Regions from separate parts of the Mus musculus genome. Here region 1 is linked to region 2. The links are chromatin loops, found by intact Hi-C in ENCODE. Cell type or tissue: left cerebral cortex. All regions are shown on one strand.

What was found. A loop is a pair of places that touch in the nucleus more often than their neighbours do. Peaks named below come from ENCODE experiments on the same cell type or tissue, not always from the same donor. Only the 100,000 strongest peaks of a DNase experiment are listed, where the experiment ranks them.
Region 1: a loop joins it to region 2, with 4 times the contacts of the local background. A loop is called at or near these places in 2 of 42 quality-filtered maps.

Annotation. Positions count from the first base shown.
Region 1 is chrX:145,303,059-145,311,058 of GRCm38, forward strand. All of the region lies in intron 3 of Lhfpl1 (lipoma HMGIC fusion partner-like 1), which reads right to left. Among named protein-coding and RNA genes, the nearest start is that of Lhfpl1, 42 kb to the right of the region's middle. In left cerebral cortex, CTCF peaks have their summits at 4,374 (motif pointing left) and 5,705; DNase peaks (open chromatin) are centred at 4,364 and 5,697.
Region 2 is chrX:144,680,755-144,688,754 of GRCm38, forward strand. Trpc5 (transient receptor potential cation channel, subfamily C, member 5) reads right to left here and starts at 7,426. Exons shown (of 11, transcript NM_009428.3): 1 at 7,045-7,426. It also overlaps a transcript of Rtl4 not described here. In left cerebral cortex, no CTCF peak of the experiment used is centred here; DNase peaks (open chromatin) are centred at 4,119, 5,051, 5,289, 6,327 and 4 more places; H3K4me3 peaks cover 3,139 bases; H3K27ac peaks cover 638 bases.

The DNA.
Region 1 (8,000 bases), 620 kb after region 2:
ACATAAGAGGGTTAGAGTATCATGACCATGGTAAAGGAGGACAAAGTTGGAATAACAGAGCTCTATCCCTATTAAGGATACTATTTTTCCAAAGCCAGTTCGACTCAGGAATGCTAACTCTTCTTCCCATAGCTATAGCCTATCTACATTTATGACACTCGGTCATGAACCAAGCTACTGTTTGGTATGTAAGATGGGAATGAGGAAGACAAAGATTTACCATGTTCTAATTTGTTATAGTTTTGCCAGACAGGCCTGGCTCTTATGGCAACAGAGACAATGGGGGATAATAAAGAAGCCAGTGGTCTCAGCTGTTCCATGATGACTTTCGATTTCAGACTTCAGGGTTTCAATAGGAAGTAACATAAGGAGCTTTTCAATGGAGCAGAAGCTAAATGAGCAGAGAACTTTCTCCACTAGGTTTGAGCAAACACAGATGAATAATCTTCAAAGAGAAAGCAAAGCCGATGAATTCGAAAACAATTGCCAAACATCTTACTTCTCCTACCACAGCCTCCAGGAAAAAGACAGCCAAGACTATGAAAACATCTTTCTACTCACATTCCAAGCTGGGTATGCGTGTCACCAGCAGCCTAGAGAGGATGCCCAGAACCCAGTGAATATTCCAGAAGTCTGCCAAGCTACCTTGGCAGAGAAGGAAAAAACAAAACAAAACAAACAAAATAGAGAACAGAGAATTTCAGTACTTTAGGTAAGCACATTACTACTGGTAGTACTAACTTTGATCCAATCAGATCTGCTAAGGAGTACGACATTGTAGGTTGGCAAACTCATCATGAGCCAACCGAATGCTCTAAAGGGAAGGAAAGACCAGTTGATGGCACTTGCAAAGAAGCCAAATCCTCATGATGACAAAAATGTCCTCCATCTGATTTTCCTCTCCCAGACACACATTTCAGCGAAACAAATTGATTCCTATTGAAATCTCCCTTGGCATTCTGTACTTCTTTTTATTGGGTTTCTTGTATAGTTATCAGTTTTAGCTGTCTCTGCTCATCTTTTTCTTCAGTGGGGAGAAGCATGCCTCAGACCAATTTAAACTGTGTTTCTCTGTCTTTCTCCAGACTGACCTCCTGGACCCTTAAAAATTGCCCATATCATCATGTTGCCCTTTGTACAGCTCATTAATTCTACCTAGAACAGCTTCTTAGAATAGCTTTGGGCATTCTCCCTAAGGAGAGAAGGCAAAAACCAGCTAAGCAAATATTCGACCGCTTTCATTCAGCATGAGCTCTCTAGGACACTTGGCTTCTAAGCAATTGGTCCCTCTCCTCTCATATATACTCAATAGCCCTCTGCTTGCATCGACTTGAACTTTCTTAGCACTAAGCCAGTAACTGAAACAGAAGTCATTATTATTGGTCAAATACTTCCTCATGCCTGGCACTGTGGTAAGCTCTTTCAACAAGTCATTCTCTCATAGGTAAGATTATTAAAAAACAAAAAACAAAACAGGGATTAGGGTGAGGCAATATTCTCACTAATAAGGCAAGTGCTATGATGCCAAGTCACACAAGGATGAAGATGGGGATCAAATTCATTGTAAAGGGGATAGGGATGTTTTGAAGAAAAATCAGAAATTAAGCAGGCAAGGAAATGAGAAGAGGCAGTCTTAAGAAACACAATGTCAGCTGCAAAATTGAGGCGATGGGGAGAAACTTGGGTGTCTTAGTTAGGGTTTCTATTCCTGCACAAACATCATGACCAAGAAGCAAGTTGGGGAGGAAAGGGTTTATTCGGCTTACACTTCCATACTGCTGTTCATCACCAAGGAAGTCAGGACTGAAACTCAAGCAGGTCAGGAAGCAAGAACTGATTCAGAGGCCATGGAGGGATGTTCTTTACTGGCTTGCCTCCCCTGGCTTGCTCAGCCTGCTCTCTTATAGAACCAAGACTACCAGCCCAGAGATGGTTCCACCCACAAGGGGCCTTTCCCCCTTGATCACTAATTGAGAAAATGCCTTACAGTTGGATCTCATGGAGGCATTTCCTCAACTGAAGCTCCTTTCTCTCTGATAACTCCAGCTGTGTCAAGTTGACACAAAACTAGCCAGTACATTGGGTTTTCTGGATCACTGACATGGCAGAATATGTGTATGTCTGTGGTCCCTATAGGTCTTGTTGTGGACTCCATCCTCAAAGTAATGGGGAATTATACTTGGTAAGACAGAATGGCATCAGATTTGCATTTCATAAATATCACTTTAGCCTAAGAGGGAGATACCAAGGGACCTGTATGTAGGATCTCTAGCAATCTAAAAACAGGAGATAAAGAAGAAGAGGAAAAAAAAAGAAGGGGAATAATGAGATGGAGGGAAGGGAAGTAAGAGATTGCTCTAGTAACCCAGGGTAGAGTGCAAATTAAGAGAAGAAAGATAGGATTCTAGAGTTCTCCTTATGTGCCTCTGCATTATCGCATCTACAGATGCTGATGTCATACATTTGGATTAACATCATTATCAGTTATTTGTTATATAACTGTACAGTTTATCTCTTGAAACAAACTATAATCTCTTTTGAACTCTGCATTTTATACTGATTTATTCAATACTTTATAGTGAACATCCAAGATAGAATAATGAGTATTATCTCTATTTTGATATATTCTTAAATACTAAAAATTGCTAAAGGCTCAGTCCCAGAAACTTAATCTACCCTAGAACTTAGGAGTGAGGGAACCTTCATGCAGATCATTTACTGAGCCTTGTACTAGCAAGGCCAGCTTGAAGCGTTTGCTGTTTCTATTCAGACTCTAGTGCCTAACAGATACCTGTCATGGAGGCTTATAAAAATTTGCCCTCAAATACCTCAGAAATAACAAAGTCCCCAAATTATACCATCCAATATGAGCATAGTACTTCACAACTTACAACATACCATTTCTACTTACTCTCCCAGCTAATCCTGTTTCCTGAGTTCTAGCCATTCGTCAAGTTGTAGCTATAGGCAGGAATATTATTCTACAAGAAGGAATTAACAGAGAGATGAAGCATGTCTCAAAGTTCTCCCATTTCATCAGGAGGTGTCTATAGTGGCTGGAATTATTCAACTTTGAACCTGGAGAGTCGATGTGGTATAGGGAGCAGAGCCTGACATGACAGTTACAAGGAACTGCATCTGAAAGCATGTTCTGCCCCTTCCAAACTGGATCCCCAGGAGCAAGTCATTTACCCTTATTGAGCATCTCTTCCTCATGGTAAAAATAAATGTGACTACTCACTTTACAATACAGCTAAGGGGGTAAATACAATGGTATATTAAACAAGAAATCAGTGCAGAGCCTAGCATAATGAGTACTTTTCAGACCACCTGTCTCCTAGTCCTAGTCTCTGCAAATACCTAAAAGAACTTAAGATGCAGATATCTAGGCTTCCCTACAGATCCCCCATATCCATATCTCTGGGGAAGAGTCCAGTAGATTCCTAAGTCCAGCCCAATGGGGCCCGAAGTAAGGTATATCATTTAGCCTATTAATGAAAAAATGTGGAAAGACATCTATATTTCTTTAAAATTTCCCTGTGCTTGTTGCCATGCTAGGGGCATTCACTTGAGAGAGATATTTTTATCTTTCTCACCATTTCTTATAATTCACTTAGACGAGGTTTAGTGACTATTGTTTGTAGGAAACCATATGACATAGCTCTAACATATAGGTCTCTCTTCTCTGTAATCCCAACCTCATCAGGGGATTTCTCCTAGGAATGTAGCTGTTGCTTGCTTTGCTCTTTTGCAACCAGTTTATTATCCAGCCTCTGGGTTAGTCTGACCTATACCAACAACAGCCATGATCAAAGCAGTTGCCATTCACATTTACAGGGTGTGGGCCCTGAGCTGAACATATTTTATATGGTATCTCAACGCCATCCTCACTGACTGAGCCTTATGGCTTGGATGCTACACTGTTAACATCTGCTCTTAAAAGTAAACTCTGGCAGGGCGTGGTGGTGCACGCCTTTAATCCCAGCACTCGGGAGGCAGAGGCAGGCGGATTTCTGAGTTCGAGGCTAGCCTGGTCTACAAAGTGAGTTCCAGGACAGCCAGGGCTATACAGAGAAACCCTGTCTCAAAAAAAAAAAAAAAAAAAAAAAAAAAAAAAAAAAAAAAAAAAAAAGTAAACTCTGAGATTCTGCTTTTAAACAAAAGCTTAAGATAAGATTCAGCACCATTTTATAGGGAAAGGACTAACACACAATAAAGGTGAAAGAGGAAGCAGAAATTGGCACTGATGCTTACAGAAGCAACTCCAGGGGAGGAAATGGAAGCAAAGAAATTGTGATTCACATTCTAGAAAGTAAAGAGCAGAAGTGCTAAACCAAATGAATTTGCCTTGCTTTACTGCCATCGTGTGGTTGTGTGGTTGATAGACAACCAGCCCCTAGAACGTTAGTTCTCTTCCTGAGCCTGGGAGGCCCTCAGCAAGACAACAGGAGAATAAGGCCATGCAGTGGACTTGCCCTTGAGGCCTTTGGAAGAACCTTCTCTTCCTCTGGGGTTGCAGAACTGCAACCGTAACAAGCAACTAATTCAGGGTTGAACACCCTTTCTCACGTGGATTATTTCAAGAAAAAGAGAAATGTACATAAAAGCACCTCTGTCATTTCTTCTAGTCAAAACGAAAATAACTTCATATTCCCTGGGATGTATAGAGTGTCATTACTCTAAATTTCTCACTATTTTTAATCTAGAAGCTGATCAGTGAGAAGATCTAACCAATTAGAGTTCTAATTTCTACCTCTCACAGGCAAGATTATTGTTTCAAAATTTTTCGGTGCACTTCTCTAACACATGAGCAGAACCGGTTCTGAAGATAATTGATTTCTCACATTGCCTATGGGTAAACGGGTTTAAAGAAGTGAAGTGGGTCATCTATGGCCAGACAGTAAGATAGGGATAAAGCTACTGCACAATGTAAAGGTGTGTTAGGCAGCAGACATATGCAGTCGAATAAAGTTGTTTCATGACCCATTAATTCCTTCTGGTCTGCTTCAACTTAGCTCAATTTCTCCTCTTTGTGGAAACACATCTCTGTTGTTCACGTACATAACTCTGAGGTTTTCAGCAATGTCTAAGCCCTGAATTTCCCAGGACTCTCAACATTCCAGCTAATGCTACCCCAAAAGATAGTGGCTCTGCACAATGTCCTTAGCTAAATACATTTTTCTCTCAGACAGCTACCAGCAGTGATTCTCAAACTATTATTGTGTATAAGATGATTATCCTAAGTACATTGCATTTTTACTGTATATTTTAATGTATAAAAGATGATATTTTGATGTATATGTAATAAGATAATTACTAGTTAAACAAATTAACATATTTATCTCCTGCTACAGTTATGTGTATGCTAAAACACTTGAAAATATACTTTTTGAGAACAGGGGGAAAAAGACAGATATGAAGATAAATGATTAATGGAGAGCAAGTCATAACAGGGAGCTAAGTAGGTATATAGGACCCTTGGTTTTCTGAAAGTGGTAAAAGATTCACATCTATAGGCAGGCTTTATTACTGGAGCTAGTAACCCGGCTACTCACCCACCTAGTACAGTGCTCTGTACATGAAAACAGAGAAGCCAGGTCTCAGAGTGGGGAAGTGATGTGCCCAAGCAAGCCTAGGAAGACTGAAAGCAGAATAAGCAGTTTACCCTTGTCAGGCTGACTTCTCCCACACTCTACTGCCCCACTGTGGATGCAAAGATGCTTGCTAAGCCAGCTGTGTGCTGGTGAGCACAGCAGACTGTCCACAAAAAGGCTGTTACTTGTATGTGGGACATGTTCTTCTAGCTAGGCTGCCTTGTCTGGCCTCAGTGGGAGAGGAAGTGCCTAGTCTCACAGAGACTTAAAGTGCAAGGGTGAGGGATACCCAGGGGCCCCACCTGCTCAGAAGAGCAGTGGAAGGGGATAGGGGAAGGACTGTGGGAGGGGTGACTATGAAGGGAGCAGTGAGCAGGATATAAAGTGAATAAATGAATAAATAAATAAATAAAATTTTAAAAAGAAAACTGAAAGAAACGAAAGGTAACAGGAAATTCCTGGAAACTGAACCCTGGAAGGTCAAATCCCAAGTCACCATAAAAGGCTTTGAACTGTCCAGAATGGGCGGAAATGTTAAGAGAGCAAGGGAAATGAACCACTAGAGAAAGGAACTACAAGGAACACACACATGACCTTTGGTTATCCTCTATCACCAACCTTGGTCAAGATGGATGGGCCTTTCCTTTCTTGTCTCCATTCTGAAAGTTTGGGGCCTCTCCTCCAAAGGGACTCTGACAATAACAAGTTGCATTAATGCAGCATTGTGCCTTGTATCTAATGGTGACTTTCCTCTATCGCCCCAATCCTACAAGAATCAATACTATTAACAATCCCCATTGATGAAATACTGAGAAGTTAAGGAGTGTGCCCAGATTTGTACAACTAGTAAGTGGCGGGGCTCACATTTGAAGACAAGTCCAGCACTGCTAACCTGTGAATTTATTTTTCATGTTATATAGGCCACAGATTCTAAAGCTGTTGCCCACGGCCCTACGGGGTCATGTAACAAAATATGGGAGGGTAATGAAAACCTTAGCAAGAACAAATGGTTTCTGAATGCACAACGGACACAAGTTAATTCAAAATCACACTTATAATGAATCTGAGGTGTTCCTGGCAGCACCTTGACCAGGCTCCATCGTGCAACTTCAGTGCAGTCATGATTCTGAATTTACAACATGGTGCATTTAGTACTGTGCATTCTCTCACCTCACACCATGTGATGGCAATAAACACAACCTGGAACATGGGCTTGGATTCAGTACTGCCGTATATTATAAATTACAAGGATTTTACTATACATGCAAAGTTTGATGATCTTGCAGAAACAGTGATTAAATTAAGGAAAACAGAATCTTTTAATATTCCCCTACTGTCATTCTTTAGTATATAAGCATTGAAATAGTATATCTTTGGATTGGATTGTGTTAGTAAAGTTGGATTTTAAAAACTGCTGCCTTTATGCACGGGGGCTACACAAGTCCAAACAGATGGTATCCCAGCACAGAGAGGGAACTGAACTTGAGGTCCCATCCCTACCACAGAAGCCATCTCCAACTGATAACTACTCACAAAGGACTAAGCAGTGTTTGTCTGTAAAGCCTCTCTGGGTATACAAATTGCTCTTTAAGGTCAGACCACAGGATGCGCGGTAGATGTCCAGCACAAAACAAACTCAGTGGTATTTTTTTTAATTAGGTATTTTCCTCATTTACATTTTCAATGCTATCCCAAAGGTCCCCCATACCCACCCCCCCAATCCCCTACCCACCCACTCCCCCTTTTTGGCCCTGGCGTTCCCCTGTACTGGGGCATATAAAATTTGCAAGTCCAATGGGCCTCTCTTTGCAGTGATGGCCGACTAGGCCATCTTTTGATACATATGCAGCTAAAGACAAGAGCTCCAGGGTACTGGTTAGTTCATATTGTTGTTCCACCTATAGGGTTGCAGTTCCCTATAGCTCCTTGGGTAATTTCTCTAGCTCCTCCATTAGGGGCCGTGTGACCCATCCAATAGCTGACTGTGATCATCCATTTCTGTGTTTGCTAGGCCCCGGCATAGTCTCACAAGAGAGAGCTATAACTGGGTCCTTTCAGCGAAATCTTGCTAGTGTATGCAATGGTGTCAGCATTTGGAAGCTGATTATGGGATGGATCCCTGCATATGAAAACCTTTTTTCTCGTGTTTTGTTTAGGCATTTTTTTTGCCCTAACCATCTTTTGTTTATCTATTATAGTTTCCAAGTTTGATTTTTTATGAGATATTTGTGTGTGCATGTGTCTACATGTGTATTGTTTCTAGAGGATTTTTTTTCTGTTTGTCTGTTTTATGTTTTATTTTGGTTTGTTTTTAATTTTTATTGGTTTGCTTGTTGTTTAAAGAAAGAGAGTGAGAAGGCATGGAGTTGGATGGGCAGGGTTCTGGGGAGAACCTGGGAGGAGACA
Region 2 (8,000 bases):
TGTTTTTCTAGCATCCATGTCTTTCTCTTTGCAATAACAGCTGCTACATGCTCCTGTTTCTACATAGCCACAGTGCATTCCTCACAAGAAAGCATCTCAAATCATGAACCCAAATAAACCTCTTTTCCATTAAGCTGCTTCCTGTTAGGTAGCTAACTCACAGTGATGCATAAAATTCATAACCCCTTTATCCATGGGGTGATATATTCTAAGACCTTCGGTGGATGTCTGAAACTGTAGACAGAACTAAACTGTATTTATACTATTCTCTTTTTTCTCATACATATTCATTTATGATAAAGTTAAGATTATAAGTTAGAGATTGTTGGAGAGTTGGTTCAGTGTTTAAGAGCACTTGATGCTCTTGTAGAGAACCCAAGTTCAAGTCCCTCCTCAAAACCCACATGGTAGGTCACAACCATCTGTAACCCTAGTACGTGGAAATCTGATGCTCTCTTCTGACTTACTCTGACACTAGACACACATGTGGTGCACATACAGAGATTCTTGTACATAAAATAATAAATCTTTAAAAATTGAAGGAAGTACATAAATAATTTTTGCCTTCTTAAAAATTTATAATATAGGCAGAGTAAGAGACTGGCATCAACAGTGAATAATAAAATAGAATAACTATAACATCTATAATGTCCTACGATGTAAATTATGTGTATATTGTTTCTGTCTCTCAAAATATTTTGTTGTAGTATATTCATGTTTATTCCTGTGACAATATAAGATGATAAAATTTCTATGTGGTAATATGAAATATGGTGATTGCCATAGGAATTGTGCGGTAATGTTGGCTAAGATACAAATGTTACTTATACACGAGCACTGTGCTATATTTGGTATTATGGTGGACACTAAATGACTAGTGGTGTAATAGTGTATGTAGTGTTAATACACTCAGAGAAGGATGAGGCAGATCCTGGCCAGAATGGATCAGGACAGAATAAATTCCATTACACTACTAAGAAGGGTATATTATTAAAATTTTATGAATTATTTATTTTTGGAATTTTACAGCTAATATTTTCAGACTGAAGTTGATGACTGGTAACTAAAACTATGGAAAGGAAAACCATGATTAAAGTATAACCCCAAGTAACAACAGAAAAAAGAATTGCAAATGATCAAAGTACTTTTGGATAATAAAGAGACAGTATAATGTAGGCCAAACAGGAAAATGTAAGACGTAAAGGAAGAGAGATGTATTTATAATATGTCCAATTTAATATCCATGTAATATACATAAAATGTAACTTACTGTTTCTCCTTCATCAGTTGAATGGAAATAATGCTTCCCAAATACATTATGGTCACTTAATATTATTTAATAAATTATTTAACATTTCATTTAATATCATGTATTATACTACTCAGTACATAAAAGATTGTGCTAGACAGGATGTAGTCTCCCAAACACACCAATACTTTTATACTCGGAGCCTGTAATTGTGTTATGTTACATGCCAAGAAGCCTTTTCACATATGATTCAATTACTAACTAGTTGACTTTCAACTATTGAGATTATTCTGAATTTTCTGCAAAGAATCAATGTAACACCCCTTCATCAACTCAAGGTGGGTTTAAGAAACAGTGATGCATTATACATCTTAAAATCATTAGAAAAGCTGACTTAGATTATACTTACCATACAAATATGAAAGAAGTTCAAGGGGCTGTGTGTACTAATCACCTTCGGTTGCTCAATTCCCAATGTACACAAAAGTAAAAACATCCCATCTTACTCCTATTTTCATATAAATATCATTTGTAAATCAGCTTTTAAATAAAGTAGGAGAGAGAAGAGTCAGAGACACAAATCAAGAGGAGAGGATTCCGAATGTGATGGTATTCAGCTTGCTCTCACTGACTTTGAAGGAGACTGAGGAACGTGAATGGCCTCTACTAGTGAGAACAGACTTCCCTTGATGTTATCAAAGCACTCTGGGTCTCAGTCCTACACTCAAGGAAGTGAACTGTGCCAAGACAACCTGTAGAAACAAGGGAACTGATTTTCCCCCACAAGAATGCCCACAAGAGAATGCACTCCTGCTGATCCCTTAATTTTAGCCCAGTGAGCTTCATAGAAGATTCCTGATATACTGAATTATTAAATGATGAGAACAAGAATAAATCTAAACTCTTAAATTAATAACTAGTACTAGATTAATAAGGGCATGGTAATTTGTTGTAGTAGAAATAGAAAACTAATATCCAGACATTAAACAATTTACTAAAATGTGTATTTATTACTATGGTCATAGAAATATTAAAAGTTAGCTATCTGAATGGTGTAAGATTACTAATGCCACAGTAATCTCATCTGTTCGAAAAGTGAAAATGTGTTGGGCTACCTCAATTCCAACAGAAGCTGAATGCCTTACACATCAAAAGGCCAGCGCTCTGATACTGTGGTCTGCCTCTGTCTTGACAATTAAGCGATCCAAATTACACATGGCAATCAAGTCTTTACAAAGGTGAATGCATAGTGATTTTATTAGAATTTACTTATATTATACATATTGTATTTTACAAGTGAGTAAAATGAGCAAGTAGGTATTCCTGTGGGTGAGGATGAAGTAGTCATGGGTATAGATCATACCTAAGTCATTAACGTTTATAAAATGGGCATATTGCATCATTCTTTTGAGCTTCAGCTACTTACTGTCTCATCTACAAAGCAGAAATTATAATAAACTAATTTCATGATGTTTTTGAGAAAAGTTGAAGTGAGATACTGAATGGAAAATGGCAAATAAATACATACCATGTAAGCATTAATTTTTACTGTTGCTCACCTTTGTAAAATATGTTGATAGAACAATGTATTTTTCATCTTATGTCAGATGCTTGCACTTTGAAGAAATCATCATTGAAGCCTAGATAGAAATTTATATATGATATCTTTTGCCTGGATGGGAGATTCTCATGAGGGCTCAGATCAAAAATATATTTATATTTATTTTACTTATGTCATTTATTTTATGCAAACCATCTCCTGCTTATTTCATGAACAGTTGTAATTCTCTCATTCTGCAGATTATTTGGCTACAAACCTCTTAATGCTATTTCAGCTTTGACGCCTTCCTGAATAATAGTTGTGGGTATTTGTAATATTTTTTTTGCACTGTCAAGATAAAACTTGTGTGTGGTTGTGTGTGTGTATATATGTGTGTGTGTGTGATTTAAATGTATTTATTTTGTGTATTTGGAGGTGCATATACTCATGTATGTGTGTGCAGGTCAGAGAAGAACTGTGGGAGGAGTCAGTTCTTTCTACCATGTGTCCCCGGAATTGAGCTTGAGTTGTTAGGTTTGTTGGCAAGGGGCTTCAGCAGCTAAAACATCTCAACAGGCTCTGTGTGTGTTTCCAGAGGTGATAAGTGATAAGTTGCAGAGGTAAGGCAATAACAGCTGGCTGTTGCGGAAAGGATGCCTGGAATCTCTGTACTAACAAGGTTGAAGAGGGAGGATTGAGAGTTCAAGGTCACACTAGGCTACATAGTAAGACATTGTCTCAATCAAAACAAACTAGGTATAATACATAAATAAAACATATAACTGTGGCTATGGGAAGGAAGTAGAATAATGAGTGTAAATTTACATTTTAGAGTCCAATCAATTTCTTGGGAGAGCCTCCAGAGATCTTTATTGAAGTTCTTCAGTCTGAGAAGATAGTTCTGCGTTCTTGTTTTAGCTCTGCCACTAGCTAGTTTTATGATCTAAGCAAGCTATTTCTATTCTCTAGGTCCTGATTTCTCTATAAGGGAAATGAGGATATGACACCTGTCTCTTTCACACCATCATTTTTATCTCGCTTTTGCTAAGGAAAATGGCTAGGATAATCTCACTAGCTGTCAGAATCCAAGGGACAACTGTGTAATAAGTGAAGGACCAAGTCAGAGGCATTTCCCAAACTCCCTTGACCCAGTGAACTGCAATTTTGCTCAGCTCTATGAGCTTGTATTTATTTATTTTAAATAATCTGTTCTCACTCAGTTGCGGATGATGTAAAATGCATGTTTGCTCATGAGACCACAGCTGAGTCATCTAGGAATCATTTCTTGCTGGCAGGATGGGTTTGCAAGTGTCATTGGACAAGTGCTTGAGGAGCCCATTGACAGAGGAAAGCGAGTTTTAGATGGGGTGGTACAAAGGATCATCAACTCCTAAGCTCGAAAAAGTGAGGGCTTCTGCCTAGACTGGCATCATTTCTGAAACAGGACTGCAAAGTTTGTCACACCTGTCCCTAAAAACATGGAAAATGACTGAGCAGAATTAAGTTAGTGGCATCTTGGGACACAGGGCACTTCTTGAGGTAGGATGAGCCCCCACCCCCTATTTCCCATCAGCTAGAAAGAGACATCTGAACAGAGTGGTGTTGTCAGCTAAGAACAGAAGTCTTTGCAGAAGTAGATCAGTCAGAAATGGTTTGTTTCTTTTTCTCAGCAATGGAGACAGGCGAAAGACAAATTAGAATATTTGGAACTAGGCAGGCTAGAAGTATTGTGACACATTTGAAATATTCATTTGATAATTATACACCTGGATGGCTAGCAGATTGGAACTGAGCATGCTAAAGAGTGAAAGGGGATGACAACACTTAACTCGTACTCCAATGTCCCCAATTTCCTGGTTCTAAGGAATTCTCTTACTGTTTACTCAGTGTTTACAAGGCAAATTGCCGGCAGTTTTACAGCACTTCACGTCTGAGGTGATTTTCTGAACTAACTCCATTTCAAGCCAAAGCAAACACCTGGATGCTTTTCTTTCCATGTGTTTCCAAACATCTTTGGCTCTCCTATTCCTTTCCTCCTTTTCCTATTGCAAATCTCTGATTTCTTGTCCCTGCGTTCCGTGGTTCTGTGTGCCATTTAGTTGTTAGTTCTATAATGAATAGAATCAAAATTACAGATTTTATATCTGGAAAGGATGGCAGCTATTATATGATCTGTGTCTGCTCTTGAAGCTTATTCTAAAGCCAGGTGAATCTGTGTCAACGAAGCTGTGTCTATATTGGTTTGAAATCCTTGCAGTTTCCTATCTCTTTGTCCCTTGTGTAATCACAGGTCAGGAGAATTTCAGCAGCTGGATACTCACGTAACCAAGAACAGAGTAAATATCTAACACCTTATGTTCATCCCTACTGAGTCCTCCCCTAAGCATGAAACTGTTGGTTCTTTTCGACTAATCTGTAATCTTGTCCTTGCAATTTTCATCTCTCCAAGAAGAGATTTGATTGTGTTTTCCCTAAGAAACTGTCAGAACAGAAAAGTAACAGCACGGGGACCTTTTCAGATTGTACCGGAGTGATTCTCAGTCTGTGTCTCTCGGCACTATGCATTAGACCAAATTGCCTGATACAACATAAATAGTTCCATTGCATGCAGAATCTCTTTCCCGTGTTTGCCAAGGATGTAATTCATTATATCTCAGTAGCATCTAATAAATAGAAAGTTTAATTAATGAGCCCGGATGCTTTTGAAAGCACACGTTCAGCCCCCTCCCTCTTCTACACAAACACAGGCCCCAGACTGTATGGGGTCTACTGAACTCTTTAAACAAGTATGTACACACACAACAGAACCAAATCACTGTATCTAGACACTAATGTAGAACCCCATACATTTAGTTTATGAATATAGATGTACAGTTTATGAAAACTCCATGGCCATGGGACTAAACCACGAGCTTCAGGTGCCATTCATTCAGTTCTTTGTTCCAACTCACCGACTTTTACTCTTCTCCTTTTCTCAGCCTAAACATTTGCTTTGAAAGTAACTTGGTACTATGTAAATGTACTACCATGCCTTTTAATTTAGTAGATTTTTCAAGACCAGTGAAAGGCACCATTTGACATCCTTTAAATCTCAACTTGTAAGACTTGATGGGGAATGAGAAATGATACAGATCATCTGTAGAACACCCTCAAATCCAAGAAACAAGCACTAGGCAATTGGGCATGCATAATGGGATGACATATCAACATGTAATTCCAGCTAAATACCAAGAAGACAACTATATTGCAAAAGACAAGTGGGTCTGGGTGCCATATGAATATAGTATTTATTACTCATTTGAAGCCAGGGAAAACACACAGCATCTCTGATAGAGCACTATTGATTAGTCTTTGCCTCTCCTCTCCTACTCATACAATCAACTCGGGTAAAGTTCAGGGATTCTGTCTTCCAGGCTGGTTTCCCGGCTCCAGGATTTTCATAAGGGAGTGATTACACTGCTAAACACTTGGCTATCACCAGGTGCGTAGCTGCAGTCCAAATATCCCACCTTGCCAACAGGGAAACAGACCTCCTCCCAGTCTTTCTCCCAGACCAAGCAGAAAGGCCAGGACCTGTGAATTCAGCTCAGAACCTGACTAAGTGGAACCTGATGGAGACTGTTTGCTCCAGTCATTACATACGGTGCAGGGAAGTGGCCACTTTAGAGCATATATCTGACTGATGGCCCCAATTGTGTATTTCTGGGCTCCTTAAAGGAATCCAGGTAAACTAAACTGGCCAGCTCTTAAGTTTGAAGGTTAGAAACCCAGCAAGGTAAATGGAAGCTCTGCTCCAGGAGCCCTCATGTATCAGGTTCTTGGCTCTCTGCAGTTGAAGGACTGTCCTTGAAGACTGGGTATCTCCATTCTCACACTAATCTCAGACCCATTTTGAAGCTGCCTAGGAGCAGGCTTTCTCAGGGCTGGGCTGGGGACATAATATTTACCCCAGAAAATCATACTAATTCACTATCCAGGCTCTGATTCAGAACACTGCTCATGAAAACGGTGGTTGTGGTAGGTGCCAACAGTATCCTGTCCTAAATCTCCTAAGGCTCCATCCATCCACGGCACCGGCTCTTCCAGGTGTTCCTAAACAATCTGTTGCTGGCCTCCATTTGTGTCCCACCACCCCAGCCCCCAGCCAGCCAGCCTCTTTCCAACCCACAGAATCTCAGCACCTTAGTTCAAGCCCCATTTCCCTGCAGCTCCGTAACAACAAATAGGACAGCACCGGTGCCATTTGTCAACTTACCCCAGGCCAAGTGTGTTTTTTTTTTCAGATTTGTGTTGTCTGGAGTCCGAGCACCCCGGCGCGTGGTGCGGCAACCTTACTGGACTCCTCTTCCGCGCCGCGCAAGCGGCAGCCACCTGGGACAGTCCCGGGCCTGGAGGCTGCCGAGTGGGTGGTGGTTGAGTACTGGCGAAGGAATCAGGATGCTGAGAGGAGCCCAAGGACTGACTCCTACCTGGGCTTCCTTCTTTGCTCTTCAGTTACTGCCAAACTTCCCTCTGACTGGCCAGATCTCCTCACCTTTTGCCTCTGCCAGTGCCCGAAACTCTTCTCTTCGCCCGACTGCCCGGTGTGCTCCTGCCCGGTTCTCTCTCTCTTCTCTCTCACTTGTCCCCCCTCAGCGCTCTCTCTCTCTCAACCTGAGACCCTTCACATACACGCACCCCTTCACGCAGCAAGCCACAAACAATAAGAGCAAGGGGAAGAAGCCAAAGCCGACACCGGGAAATTGAGGATAGCAGACACCCTGGTAGGAAGATGAGTGCGTGTGGAGGGGTGTGTGTGTGGGGAACCGCATTCACACAGGCGCCCTCAAGCTAGGTAGCTGATGGGAGCTCTGGTCACCTCTCCAACCCCCTTTTTCTAGACTAAAGGTTTCTGTCCCCTACTGCTGCTGCTTGGAAAACCCTATACCAGCCAAGGGGAGAGAAAAGCATAAGAGGGGTGGGGAGGGGAAAAATCAAGGAGGCGCGCTCCCTTTCTCCTCCCCACCCCTAGATCCCAAAATGTCCAACCCTGAGCTCTTCTTTTCCCTTCTATCTGCTGCAGGTTCTCATCTGCTGCTTGTCTCCCTTTCTATCTTTTGGGGGGTGGCTGAGAGCTGTGGAGAACCCGTCGCGGTTGTGGGGTGTGTGTGTGTGTGTGTGTGTGTGTGTGTGTGTGTGTGTGTGAGGGGGGGGAGGAGGGGAGAAGGAGGA